Linked DNA regions of Mus musculus: region 2 is linked to region 1. The links are chromatin contacts, found by POLR2A ChIA-PET in ENCODE. All regions are on one chromosome and are shown on one strand. Each heading gives the region's core, a stretch centred on a gene start or an enhancer-like site at or near the end of the contact. The rest is flanking DNA. Distances are from core to core; before and after follow the strand shown.

Region 1 (6,428 bases), core at 985-3,484:
GCATGTGTAGAATGCATTCTGATTATTCTTGCTCCCTACCATTTCTTATCTCCCTCCCACACATCAGCTTCTTCTCCTCCTTACAACCCTCATTCCCACATTCATGTCTTTTATTTTGTGACTCACTGAGTTTAACTGGGGCTGTCTGTGTGGCCATGGGGTTGGAGAAGTCCACCGATGCCTGGTCAGCTTGCCAGCAAGCACATATAAAGAGAATGACTCCCCCTTTCTCAGTATATGTGTCTGTACCCATTAGGTCAGCAGAGAGGGGCAAGGCCCCAGAATCCCTTCCCCATCGATGACTGACCCTTGTCAGGGTCATTCATGTGCAAGCCCAGTGCAGATAAACACAGTGACTCTGAATTCAAGGTTGCAGTGGCTGTTGTGCCCAGAAGATGGCTTCTCAGCCTTTTCCGATTACTTTCTCTTATATTCTTTCTGTGTCCTTCTTCAATGATAGTCACTAAGCTCTAAAAAGAGGTTAGCCCTCAACAGATGTATTTTCTGAGAACCTTGGGCAGCCAAGAGTCTCTGCATAGAAAGGCTTATCTGAATATGGCTAAGAGTAGCATTTTTTTAATGAATATAAGCATAGATATTCAGAAGGCAGCCAACAAACTTTAAAATGAGAAGTGTGGCACACAATTTGTATTTTACGATTACAGCATTTTCCAGTTTAGACTGGCCACATTCCAATCCCTCCCGTGGCTGTATCTGACATCTTGGCTTTAGAGTGATAAATGAACTTATAACTAGTTAGTTGCATTGCAGCTATAGTTCTTTAGGGTGGGGAGGCATACTTTATTCTTTGAAGAGGCAAACTGGGCGGGGGAGATCGCATGCCTAGCATTTTCAGTTGTGAGTTCAAGGCCCAGGACTTTAAAAAAAGGTTAAAAATGAAGAGGTTAAACCATATTAATTTACCAGCACAGAGTGGAAAAATTAACCTTATTTTAATGATTTCTGGGATCAAAACGAAGCATGTATTTTCACCTGGTGTCTTTCAAGGATCTTTCCATAGCAATATATGTGGCGCTTTTTGATTAGCTGGGTAACAGACACTCTATAACTGATCAATCTTCGAGGGTATTGGGGATAGGGACTCGAGCTCAGGTTGGCTTCCAAGTGCCTACACAGCTGAGGATTTGGATCACTGATCCTCCTGCCTCCGCTTTCCCAGTGCTGGGATAACAGGTCTGCACTAGCACTCCGGGTTTGAACGCTGTGGTTGACATCAATGTCCAGGCTCCTTGAATGCTAAGGAAAGCTCTTTGCAAACTGAGCGACATGGGGTCCTTCAGGCAGACTCGTAGCCGGCTGCATCGTGACCGCGGAGTCCTTCAGGCAGGTGTGCGACCGGCTAAATCGCGGCCGCGGGGTCCTTCGGGCAGAGCGTGGCCAGCTACGTAGGGCGTGGGCGGCCGGGCGGGCGCGTGTGCGCAGGCGCGCGGGCCCTGACTCCCCGTGCTCCCGCGCGCTTCAGTCTTTCGGCGGTCGGACATGGTGAGAGCACCGTCGCTGCGGTGCGCGGAGGCAGGGGTGGTCTGGGCGGTGGGTCGGGCTGCGGGGCATCGCGGGCTCGCACAGCATGGGGAACAGGCGGGCCTGCAAGGCGATCATTCTTGTGGGGCCCAGGCTGGCCTGGAGCTCTCCGCAATGCCCCTGCCTCGGCCTCCTTAGGCCATACTTGGACTGCCGCTTGAGCTGTGTATGGCTCAGCGTTTTCTGCACTTCTCGAGGCCTGGGATCTTATCCGCGGACCGTGGGCGAGCCTTCCTGGATTGGGCCGCCTGATATTTTTTCTTAACATCGGGGACTTGTACGTGCCTGTATTTTGAAGGTTACATGATCATTTACGAATGTTGTTTCATAGTTAAACATTTTAACTGGGATGGAAGGAAGTCGGCCTTGGCCCACGCCTTTTAATCCTAACACTCTTGGATTAAAGAAGTGAGGCAGAAGCAGGTGGCCTGGTCTACACAGGGAGTTCCAGACCAGACAGGGCTTCATAGCCGAGACTCTGAATAAAGTAGGAAATTTATTTTGGCAATCGCTTTGACCTACTTATTGGGTGAGTCTTAGAATCGAAGGTGGAATTTGGAGCTAATGGGTCTGATTATTTAGCAAAGGGGTTAGCATGTGAAGACTGTAGAAAGGTGCGCTGAAGCCTCAAACTTGTTAAGCAAGAGTGTGTATTTCTGGCATAACTCAAAAGATAAGCGTCAAGATTCGGGTCAATGATGAGCTGGCATGTATTCTGAATCTAAAGTTGATTATAAACCACTTTAGCTCTAGAATTACTCTGAGACCTGAAAGAAAAAAAGTACTGAGATCTGGCTATGTGTGAGTCTGAGATGTCACGATTTCCGGATGGTGAATGGGATCTCTGCTTTTTTCTTGGAAGGGCACACAGCAGAAAGACGTTACTATCAAGTCAGATGCGCCTGACACCCTGTTGCTGGAGAAGCATGCCGATTATATTGCTTCCTATGGCTCAAAGAAAGATGATTATGTGCGTATGATTCTTTTTTCTGTTGAAAGGTTTCTAAGACTAACAGCAATAAGTATAATACTTACTTGTATAATACTAATTGAGAGGCCTGATTTAAAATGTATTATAGGTGTACCTTGTATATCAGAGGTTGGTATTTGACCACATCAGTCATGTGCTGGTACATAAAGGGCGGAAGTGCAGGGCTGCAGGTAGAAGGGGTTTGCTCATTTCTGTCTGGGGTAAAACCTTGAAGGTCAATGATGTGTTGGCATGTATTATCTGAATTCGCTGATGTGTCATAACACTTTAGCTCTAGAATTACGCTGAGACCTTGAAAAGGTTTTACCTAAACTTGATGTAATGGTGTGCCTGGGGAAATGGCCGGGGAGGTTGCCAGCAGCAAGCAGGGGTGGCTGAGTTTGAGAAGGCCCAAGCTGTGGGGGGACCCTCCAAGGAGGAGTCATTTGGGTAAAAGTATTTGTGCAGCAGCTCTCTGTCTTAGAGAGCGTGGCATTTGACTGTCTTTACAACTTTTCAGTTAGTGGGAATCATAGGCCCAAATGTGTGGCCTTCTTGCCAACTGTGCACCTGGTTCTTTTGGGTTTGGTTTGGCAGCACGCCAGTGAGGCCTTCACCTGAATAAATGCTTGTGAGGTAATGCTTCATTTGGTTCCCATCTTTAGCGTCATTTATCTTTCCGTATTCATAGACTTCATTTGTAGAATGCAATAATTGATGCTTAGTAAACAGTAGGCATCAATACTGCTTTTGGTTAATTCACCTGAGGTTAGCACTTGGAGACTAAGAGTATTGGCTCTCAATCTTCTTGCTGCTGTGACCTTTCCTAACAGTTCTACGTGTTGTGGCGATCTCCGACCATGAGATAACTTTTGTTGCTACTTACTTCATAACTAGTTTCATTGTTAGGAATCAGAATGTGGGGCCCAAAGGGTCGGCAACCGCCACTCTAAAGCCTTACGAGTTGTTCACAGCTGACTTAGGTAGAGGTGGGTTATGTAAAGTCAGAGTGGCAAATCTGAGATGCTTCTCCTAGGAATACTGCATGTCTGAATACCTGAGAATGAGCGGCGTCTATTGGGGCCTGACTGTGATGGACCTCATGGGACAGCTTCATCGCATGAACCGAGAAGAAATCCTGGTGTTTATCAAGTCGTGCCAGCATGAGTGTGGGGGAATAAGTGCTAGCATTGGGCACGACCCCCACCTTCTGTACACGCTCAGTGCTGTCCAGGTGAGCCCTTGTGAAACCTTGCCACTTGCTGTGACCACCCAAAGGCTACTTCCCACAGGTCAGTGATGTCATGGCATGTATTAGCTGAATGCTAACCTGATGCAAGTTACAAATTACACTGAGACCTTGGAAGGTGAACTCCTTGTGTATGTTAATTGAAGCACAGTCCAGTTCAAATTTGGTTTCAATGAAGAGCCAGAGGATAGTTAAAGCCCTACCTGTTTCTTACCTTATCAAGGGAACAAGAAGTTTATAGTAAGCTTGAGAGGGCCTGGTGGGTGACTCTGATCCAGGACAAACCTGTGACACCCGCTTGTCTTTCAGATTCTTACTCTGTATGACAGTGTTCATGTTATCAACGTAGATAAGGTCGTGGCCTATGTTCAGAGCCTACAGAAAGAAGATGGCTCCTTTGCTGGAGACATTTGGGGTAAGACCAGATTGCAGTTTTTGTCAGCTACTCCTACTCAGAATATCTTTTGTCTTGGTGGTAGTAATCATAAGATTTCAAGTTGTTCCGTCTTTTCAGGTCCCACTAAGCAGTTGGTCTAACTGGAATAAAATGGCCTGCTGGAAGTCCCAGCATGCCCCGTGCTGGCTTGTCAGCACACCACACTAAAAGATAAGGTAGGTTCAAGTTTTATCTCCAATAATAATTAACTTCCCTGAAGGTAAAGACCTGGGGAGGTCTCTAAACGTTTGTCAAATTAGTAAATATCTTGAGTTGGGAGATGGAAATTTTTCCTTTGATTAATTTAGATAATCTGGGGGGGAACAAAATGCAGTCCTGAGACCAGCTGCTTTGTGGGATGTGAACCTTTTTTAAAGCAGGGCTTTGATTATGTTACTAAATTACTAGCCCGAATGGGGGGCGAGGCATATACTCCTGCCATTTTATAGGTTCCTTTCTTTTCTGGGCCCTTGCAAGCTACTAGGCTATTGCTTTCTATTTGCCTAGCTGGTTTCCTCAGAAGTTGGGGGACTGCCTCCTAGTGAGCATAGTCAGTCTTGACTTTGGGGAGTTTAATGGGTTTTGTTCTTAGGTGACTTGGTAGCACTTACATGTCTGCCTTGGCTCTTTTTGTCTTTTAGGAGAAATTGATACAAGATTCTCATTTTGTGCGGTGGCAACTTTGGCTCTTTTGGTAAGCTTTGACTGTTGCATTAAAGGACCGAATTAAACACTTGAGTACTAGGTAGCTGTAATAGGCTGCTTCCTTTCTCGTCATAGGGCAAGCTTGATGCTATTAATGTGGAAAAGGCGATTGAGTTTGTTTTGTCCTGCATGAACTTTGATGGTGGATTTGGGTGCAGACCAGGCTCTGAATCTCACGCTGGGCAGGTAATTTTGCAATTAAAGTTTATAGGGGTTTTGTGTTGTGAATGGCCACACCTTCTCACTGAGTTTTGTGTATATGCTGGGTCTACACAACTTCACCCTAAGTAAACACCAGTGCTCCTTATTGGCATTTGTCTGTTTATGTGGGGTCTGCATTCTGTGCTGTTAACTGACCTCGAGGCTTACTGTGTGTGTAGTCCAGGCTGTCCTCGGGGCTTGCTACGTGCTGGGATTGGAGGCATGACCCTGACCTTATTCGTACAGATGAACTAACCTTACCCAGTGCAGAGAACATTGTGCATAAGTATAGCATTCCACTGTCGCATTGAACCTACTAATACAACCTGAGATAACAAAGATGGAGCTTTAGTAATTTTGGTAGTGTCTGTCATTTACTGTTAAACTATACCTGTGTACTTTATGTCTGTAATTTTAGATCTATTGTTGCACAGGATTCCTGGCCATAACTAGTCAGTTGCACCAAGTGAACTCCGACCTACTTGGTTGGTGGCTTTGTGAGCGGCAGTTGCCCTCAGGCGGACTCAATGGAAGACCCGAGAAGGTATTATCTATAGTGGCTCTTTATGCATTCATGGTGCTGTGTGCTTAGAACTGAGGGGTTTCTCAGGTATAGTTTTAAGATCCCTTAAGGAGAGAGCTTGGGGTCTCATTGACTCTGAATTCATTTCTGCCTTGGGACATGTACAGATACTCAAAAGCGATACTGAGGTTGGGGGTGGCCCTGCTTTTAGTTTAACCTAATCGCCTGGGAGGCACAGGCAAGAAGTCTTAGTTTGAAGCTAGCCAGCTCTATTAGGGGGACCTAGTCAATTAATAAATTAAAATGGATTGTGAACACTTCAAATGTTGCTAGTCTGAGCTCCAGATCTATAATTAGTTACTGTGTGGAGCTTGCTTTGTGAGAAAGGCAGAGAGAATTATTAGTATGTGCTGGAATTATTAGTGTAGCTAGCTACAGTGCTGAGGTGGTGTGAGAGACAAATGGGAGGTAGTCTCAGTTTGCCCTACAATCATGTCTGGGAACACGGGATTAGACATTAAAAAAAAAAGAATCCATCAAATCTGAGAGAATACAATGGTGCAGTAGAGGCAGCTGTCTTACTGGCTCCCCCTTCCCCTTCTCTAGTTACCAGATGTGTGCTATTCATGGTGGGTGTTGGCCTCCCTAAAGATCATCGGGAGACTTCATTGGATTGACAGAGAAAAGCTTCGAAGTTTCATCTTAGCGTGTCAAGATGAAGAGACGGGAGGATTTGCAGACAGACCAGGAGATATGGTCAGTACAATTCTGGCTTTGCAGTTTTTCATTGTTGATTGACTTT
Region 2 (6,428 bases), core at 1,404-3,903, 240 kb after region 1:
AATGACCAGCGGAATGGGATCTCTCTGTCTTCTGCCCCACATGATCGATCCTCCACGGAAGCAAGACACCTCTCTGGGAGAAAGGCACTGTACTCGCATAGAGGTCTGGAAGGAATCATATACCCTGGGGCTAAGGTGACCTCCACAGGGGGTGATTCTTATATTAATCAGTTCTGCTATGCAGTTCCTGCCAGTTAACAGCCTGTGACTTGAGAAAAATTACACATCTACCCCTGTCCAAAATTCCAGTATGCATCAGGAAATAAGCCTTTGGGGCCCTCTCCGATTCATACTGCAGACAGCTTTATAGCTGGGGATGGCTGCACGGGTCTGCAGCCCTGTAATGTAGTTAGTTATTGGGGTGTGGATGCAGTTGGATCAACAAGCTCCCTGGCCTGCAAGCCTGGCTGAAATAGCTACACATTCAGTAAGAGACCTTATCTCAGAGAAGGGGGAAGGCAGAGCAGAAGCGTTCCCCTGGCGTCCATATCTATGCCATCTGCATACACACATGTACATGCATATGTACACTTGCAAAATAAACCAACCAAGAAAGCCCCAGAGACCAGAGGGGAAGAAGTCTGGAATGTCAACCAAGCCCCCAGAGAGCCACAGCGAGGTGCACTACCTTGCTAGTCATGTTTCTCGATGCCCATGGTTTATGGTTTAGCCTTCTGTTCCATCATGACTGCCACCTCAGGAATTCTATCTGATGGTCTTTTGCTGTGAGAACTGAATGAGTGACTGACCGTATTCCACACCACAAGCTGTCGCCATGTCCCGTCTCCCATGTAAAATCCTTAGTAGTCTAGTCATTTGGTTATCAATATCCTGTCAATCGAGATTCTATATGTCGATACCACACTCAGTTTTTAAGAAATTAATTTTATTTATTTGTTTTGTGTGTGTGTATGCCTCTCCTGCATGAATGTCTACCATTTGCATACAGGGAGCCTAAAGAACTGGAGTCCCAGGCAACTGTGGGCTGTTATGTGGGTGCTGGGAATTGAACCTGGGTCCTCTGCAAGATCGCTATTGGCTTTTTACTACTGATGCCTCTCTTTAGCTCCAACAAAGCCTTTTAACTTTCTTTTTAATTTTTATTTACTTTTTCCTGTGGGTGAAAAGGGTCAAACTCAGTACTCCACGCTTCCGTGGCAAACGCTTTGCCGACTATGCCCCTCCTCGGCACTCTCTTACGACTTAACACATTTTAACAGCTCTCAATCATTCCCATCCAAACAGACCATACTGTAAACTGAACATCAGGGAGGGACTTGAGTCATAGCACACTGTCACCCCAAAGAATCCCTCTCCTTCTGGGCGGTTCTGTCTAGCAGGTGCAGGCCAGCGGAATGTGCCAGTAACGTGGCAGATGCTCCTCTCAACAGTTTCCACGCGTGGGCCTCCACTCCTGGCTTGGGATCACATGACTGGTTTCCAGCCATCCCCTGTGGCCCTCCATGGAGCAGAGTGCACAGAGGAGATCTTAGAAGGCTTTGTCCAAGGTGTGCCCTTGAGTCTGTGACTCAAAGGGAAATCCATTCGCAACTAACTTTCAGCATTGGCTCGCTGAAGGCCCGACCGCCCTGCTTGCTCCTCTGCGGTGTCCAGGAATCTTCTCTCACAGACTGGAAATCACCACCACCCACAGTTAACAGGCTCACAAGACTTACCACAGCGTCTTTGCTTCGGAACTGTTCCTTGTAAAAAGCCAGCAAAGAGGCAGCTGCAGACCATGTCTAAGTGCACTTTTCAAAGGTCAGACTCCAAGGATGTGAACCTGGTCAGTAGCTGTTTAAAATGTGTTTATTTCTGTCAAGAGACAGACTTTGTCCGGGACAGAGTCTGTTGTCAGTGCACTGTCTGTTCATTGATATACAGCTTACAGATAAAAGCATTTCCATGGCTTGGTAATGTGTGAGGGTTTTGACAAAACTCAATTTTCATCTTATCCTGTGGTATTTTCTATGATTCAGTGGAGAGATCCCAAGCTAATTCTACCTTGGTTCTTTTGGAGAGAGAAAGAAGAGAAGCATCAATGGTAGTGATCAGCCGTGTGTGGGATTGGTGTGCATGCCAAGTCGGCTTCAGATGAGCAAACCCAGGAAAGTTCCTACCGATGAGTAGCTTTCACGGTTGGCCGAACAGCAGAGTTTGGGAAGCCTCTGGTTCCGGGCTCGGGGCACCTCAGGTCTAATTTAGTTCTGGGAAAGCAGATTCAAATATTCAGAAAGCGGTTCCTTCCTTTTCACTCCCTTGCTTAGGATGAGTTTGAATTATAGTCTTTGTCTCAAAGTTCTTCCTAAGAGTATTTTATCCAGAACTAACAAATTTATAGGCGTCAGAAATGGCGTGTTTTTTTTTTTATACCAGTCATTTGCACGAGACCGTGCCCAGGGTTATTTACACAGGGTCACGGCCAATCACAGGAGCTTGAGAAAGCAGCATCTCATAAATTCACAATGGATTGTGGTGTCAGTGCTTTTCCAGAAAGGAAAACTCAGATTCTAGAGTCAGGAAATGCGACCCCAGAAGCCAGGCCTCTGCTCCCCTTGGACACCTGCCATTGCTGTCAACTCTCCTGCTTCCTGCTCTGCCCCTGTGTGGAGGAGACCATGACTCAGCTAAATGACCAGGTGGCTGAACCCTCTGTGCTCTCCTCAGTCCTTGCTGTCTTCTTCCCCAGGCTTCTCTTTCCAGTCTCCTTTTGCTGTTAGCTATTTGCACACCTCGCATCTGGGGGAGTTCTGGAAATATGGCGGCCAATCGAGTACCAGTGAGCCTTGCCCAGAGCACCACCTTCCCAGGCCACGTGTTAGGAGATACATGTTTCTGTGTCCCGTGTTCCCGTGATCGTGACTGCAATATGTGTGGAGTAGGCAGAGGTGTGGGGATCTAAGCAAAGGCTAGGGAAGTGCAAGATAGCCTGCTGTGAGCACACACTCTTGCTGGAGCACAGCCCCTCCCCTCCGCCATCCCCGTCCCAGAGGAGACTGGAATTCAGCAGTCCTTAGTCTGTATCTGTACTGACCGGTATTTGCGTGAAAGCCGCATTGCGTGTGCGTGTGTGTGTGTGTGTGTGTGTGTGTGTGTGTGTGTGTGTATGGCCGTGTGAGAGAATGGGCACTTGCACGTAAGCTCTGTCATGCCTACGGAGACTAAAGAAAGCTTCCATTGTTTTCCTCTGAAGGGAACTGGCCTGTGTGGGACCATGGGCCCAAGATGACGATTCTCTGAGGTGAAAGTCTTTTCAAGGGTTTTAACTTTTTGGTCAAAGTCAGAAGGCTTGTGAGTTCTAGAGGAAATGCTTGTTTGAACTAGCTCACTTTCTTCCTCTCCCTTTTCCCCTTCCCTTGCTCTCTCCCTGTCTCTCTCATGTGGACTCCTTTGAGGCTAGCATGAGCTGTATATGAAACCCCTTCTTAACAATGCTCCCCTGCCTCCCCAAAAGAAAGATGAAATGCATGCTCGTTGTCAGGGAGATCTGAGAGTCCTGCAAAGGTCAGCCTCTGAAATCTCAGAGTTTTAAAAAAGTGCTCAGGGTGGGAACATGTCTGAACATGAAGTCCTAGTGAGCTGACAGCACTGTGTCTATCACAAGCATCTCCACGAAGAGGAGGTAGGGTGCCTCTGGAGGGGTGCTGGTATTCCCAGCCTGGGCTGTAGCAGTTGAGCTATGGTGTTCAGCCAGAGGCGGGATGCAAGACCAGTGCTTAAAAGCATCTGCGTGCTTGCTATGCAAGTGTGAGGACCCAAGTTCAAATCCCCAGAAACCCATGTAAAGGTGGGTGTATTAGCATGGATATGTATCCCTGTGCCCTTACAATGAGGTGAAAGGTCAAGGAGGAGAGCCCTGAGAAGCCCACAGGCTGGCTAGCCTGGGATACATGCAGCATCAGGAAATGACATGGTAAAATGGGGACCGACACCTGCGGTTGTCCTTTGCCTTCTACAGGCATGACATAGCCTGCATGCAAATGCACACATGCACCCCAACACACATAGTCATGCACACACATACATGCCACTCACACACACACCACACAATAGATACAGCAACACGGGAGCAGGCTGGGTATGTGTGCCTGCAGCCATGACTCCAGCGAGGTGGATGCAGAACGGTCATGAGTTCAGTGCCAGCCTGGGCAAAATGAGATTCAGTCACCAAAACCCAAAGGCTAGAGAGGTTAAGAACACATGCTGGTCTTTCAGAGGACCAGAGTTCCACTCCCAGCACCTACATCCTGAAGCTCTTAGGCCCCTGTAACTCCACCTCCTTCTGGCTCTGTAGACACCTCATGTGCACATACCCTCACAGAGACACATACATGTGCATATGATTAAAAACAAGGCATCTTTAAAAAGTAAAGCCAGACAGGCGTCGTGGCTCTGCGGCATCGCTGGATGCTGAGGCTTAGCCTCTCGTGTCTGTTTATTCAGACTTCCATTTACCGCTTAGACTGCCAGTCCAGTGGCCCCTCACCTCTCAGCTGCTGTGAGAAGCTCCTGAGGCAGGGGGATTACTGTCAGGTCTCCAGGGCATGGCTCTGTAAAGGCCTCAAAAAGCAGTCTGTTAAGCCTTCTCTTTTTCTCCCGTGAAGTTTTTAAGCATATACATCTATACATAAGCATAAGCATCTATACATACCATATACATCTATACATACCACCACACAGATGTCGAGTGCACTATGTGCATATGTAATATATACATAAACATATACATCCATAGACCCCCCACATATCCACAGCCCCCGTATATCCATGCATACATATATGTGTGCTCTTACTCATGTAGGCAAACACAGACGAATACGTACATGATCACATTCTGCATGTACTGTTTCTAGGGAAGACTGGCCCACGTAGGGCAGCGCTCTCTTATTTTCAGAGGACCCCTCCCTGGGCTTTCATGGTGCAGGAAGGTGGTGTGAGCCTTTAAAACTGTACGTATTTACTCTTGTAGTTGTGTCTTGGTGACAGAAATTCTTTTTTTTTTTCCATTTTTTATTAGGTATTTAGCTCATTTACATTTCCAATGCTATACCAAAAGTCCCCCATACCCACCCACCCCCACTCCCCTACCCACCCACTCCCCCTTTTTGGCCTTGGCGTTCCCCTGTACTGGGGCATACAAAGTTTGCAAGTCCAATGGGCCTCTCTTTCCAGTGATGGCCGATTAGGCCATCTTTTGATACATATGCAGCTAGAGTTAAGAGCTCCGGGGTACTGGTTAGTTCATAATGTTGTTCCACCTATAGGGTTGCAGATCCCTTTAGCTCCTTGGGTTCTTTCTCTAGCTCCTCCATTGGGAGCCCTGTGATCCATCCATTAGCTGACTGTGAGCATCCACTTCTGTGTTTGCTAGGCCCCGGCATAGTCTCACAAGAGATAGCTACATCTGGGTCCTTTCGATAAAATCTTGCTAGGGTATGCAATGGTGTCAGCGTTTGGATGCTGATTATGGGGTGGATCCCTGGATATGGCAGTCTCTACATGGTCCATCCTTTCATCTCAGCTCCAAACTTTGGTGACAGAAATTCTGTCAGGTCGAGAAGAGATCCTAAAAGAAAATGGTCTAAGAAAATAAATACCTTTGTCACATATGTCCTTGTCTGGTGCCTGGGGTGACCTGGGGTTTGGAGGGTTCTGGTTTGGACACAAGCAAGCGAGCCAGACACCGGCCTTTTCTAAACTCTAGATTCCTCACCTATAAATGATGCTGTCTGCAGCCATGGCTCTCAGACGCTCAGCTCTGTCTGTCCTGATGGCCGAGGAAATCAGAGTCAAGTCAGACGCTCTCATTCAGGCATGAGCCTGACCTGTATCCTCGGTGTCTGGACGAGTACCTGGATGACGGAGCAGACCACAGATCCCTCGCTTCCTCCAGTTTCTAAACGCTCACGTCAGGTGGACCTTATTGCTATCCAGGCCTTTGAACAATATAATTGGCTTAATTTTAGTTTTCTGATTCCAGGAGTGCACGCTTCCCCTGTCTGTCTCTTGTCTTATTGATTTTGATGGCAAGAGATTAATCTGGTGCTCTGAGGAGCTGGGCATCAAGAGCTCTCCAGCAAGGAGCAATTTTGCCCTCTGGCTGCCTGGTGCTCACATATCTCTCATCAGCAATTTGTAGGACTCACCCCCCTGTGCCCCACAAACCCCGATCCCCACCCCTTGGCTTAGAACTGTCTTTGCAGTGCCCCTGAAGGGAGGAGGAGGAAGGCCAGCCTTTCTTTAGCCACATGAAGCCTGCATGGAGCCTGGTAGGATTGGTCTGCTCCTGCTACTTTGTATGCAAGATAGCTCCTGCTTACCACTCACCCCAGTTTTAGCTGTTCGTGTCCGTGGATCCTTGGGCTAGCTTTAGCATATAGATTTCAGATTACATTGGAATTGCCTATGTCTTTCTGTGTTTCTTACTT

Evidence for each region. ChIA-PET counts read pairs that join two places held with the same protein, here RNA polymerase II (POLR2A).
Region 2: POLR2A ChIA-PET joins it to region 1 with 19 read pairs in Patski. The contact joins the enhancer-like site here to the promoter of Rabggtb in region 1. POLR2A ChIA-PET finds 5 or more read pairs at or near these places in 2 of 5 experiments (Patski and embryonic stem cell).

The regions. Positions count from the first base shown.
Region 1 is chr3:153,908,009-153,914,436 of GRCm38, reverse strand. It overlaps Rabggtb (Rab geranylgeranyl transferase, b subunit), which reads left to right and starts at 2,234. Exons shown (of 8, transcript NM_011231.2): 1 at 2,234-2,512; 2 at 3,549-3,746; 3 at 4,071-4,176; 4 at 4,839-4,891; 5 at 4,978-5,088; 6 at 5,522-5,647; 7 at 6,233-6,382. The coding sequence starts at 2,378. It overlaps Gm24494 (a small nucleolar RNA gene), which reads left to right and starts at 2,747; the gene lies at 2,747-2,827. It overlaps Snord45c (small nucleolar RNA, C/D box 45C), which reads left to right and starts at 2,248; the gene lies at 2,248-2,308. It overlaps Snord45b (small nucleolar RNA, C/D box 45B), which reads left to right and starts at 3,826; the gene lies at 3,826-3,870.
Region 2 is chr3:153,665,221-153,671,648 of GRCm38, reverse strand. The region is part of intron 1 of St6galnac3 (ST6 (alpha-N-acetyl-neuraminyl-2,3-beta-galactosyl-1,3)-N-acetylgalactosaminide alpha-2,6-sialyltransferase 3); the gene reads left to right. Among named protein-coding and RNA genes, the nearest start is that of St6galnac3, 57 kb to the left of the region's middle. Within about 2 kb of position 2,653, at least 1 of the 3 ENCODE cell types and tissues checked has a DNase peak (open chromatin) inside an H3K27ac peak, as active enhancers do.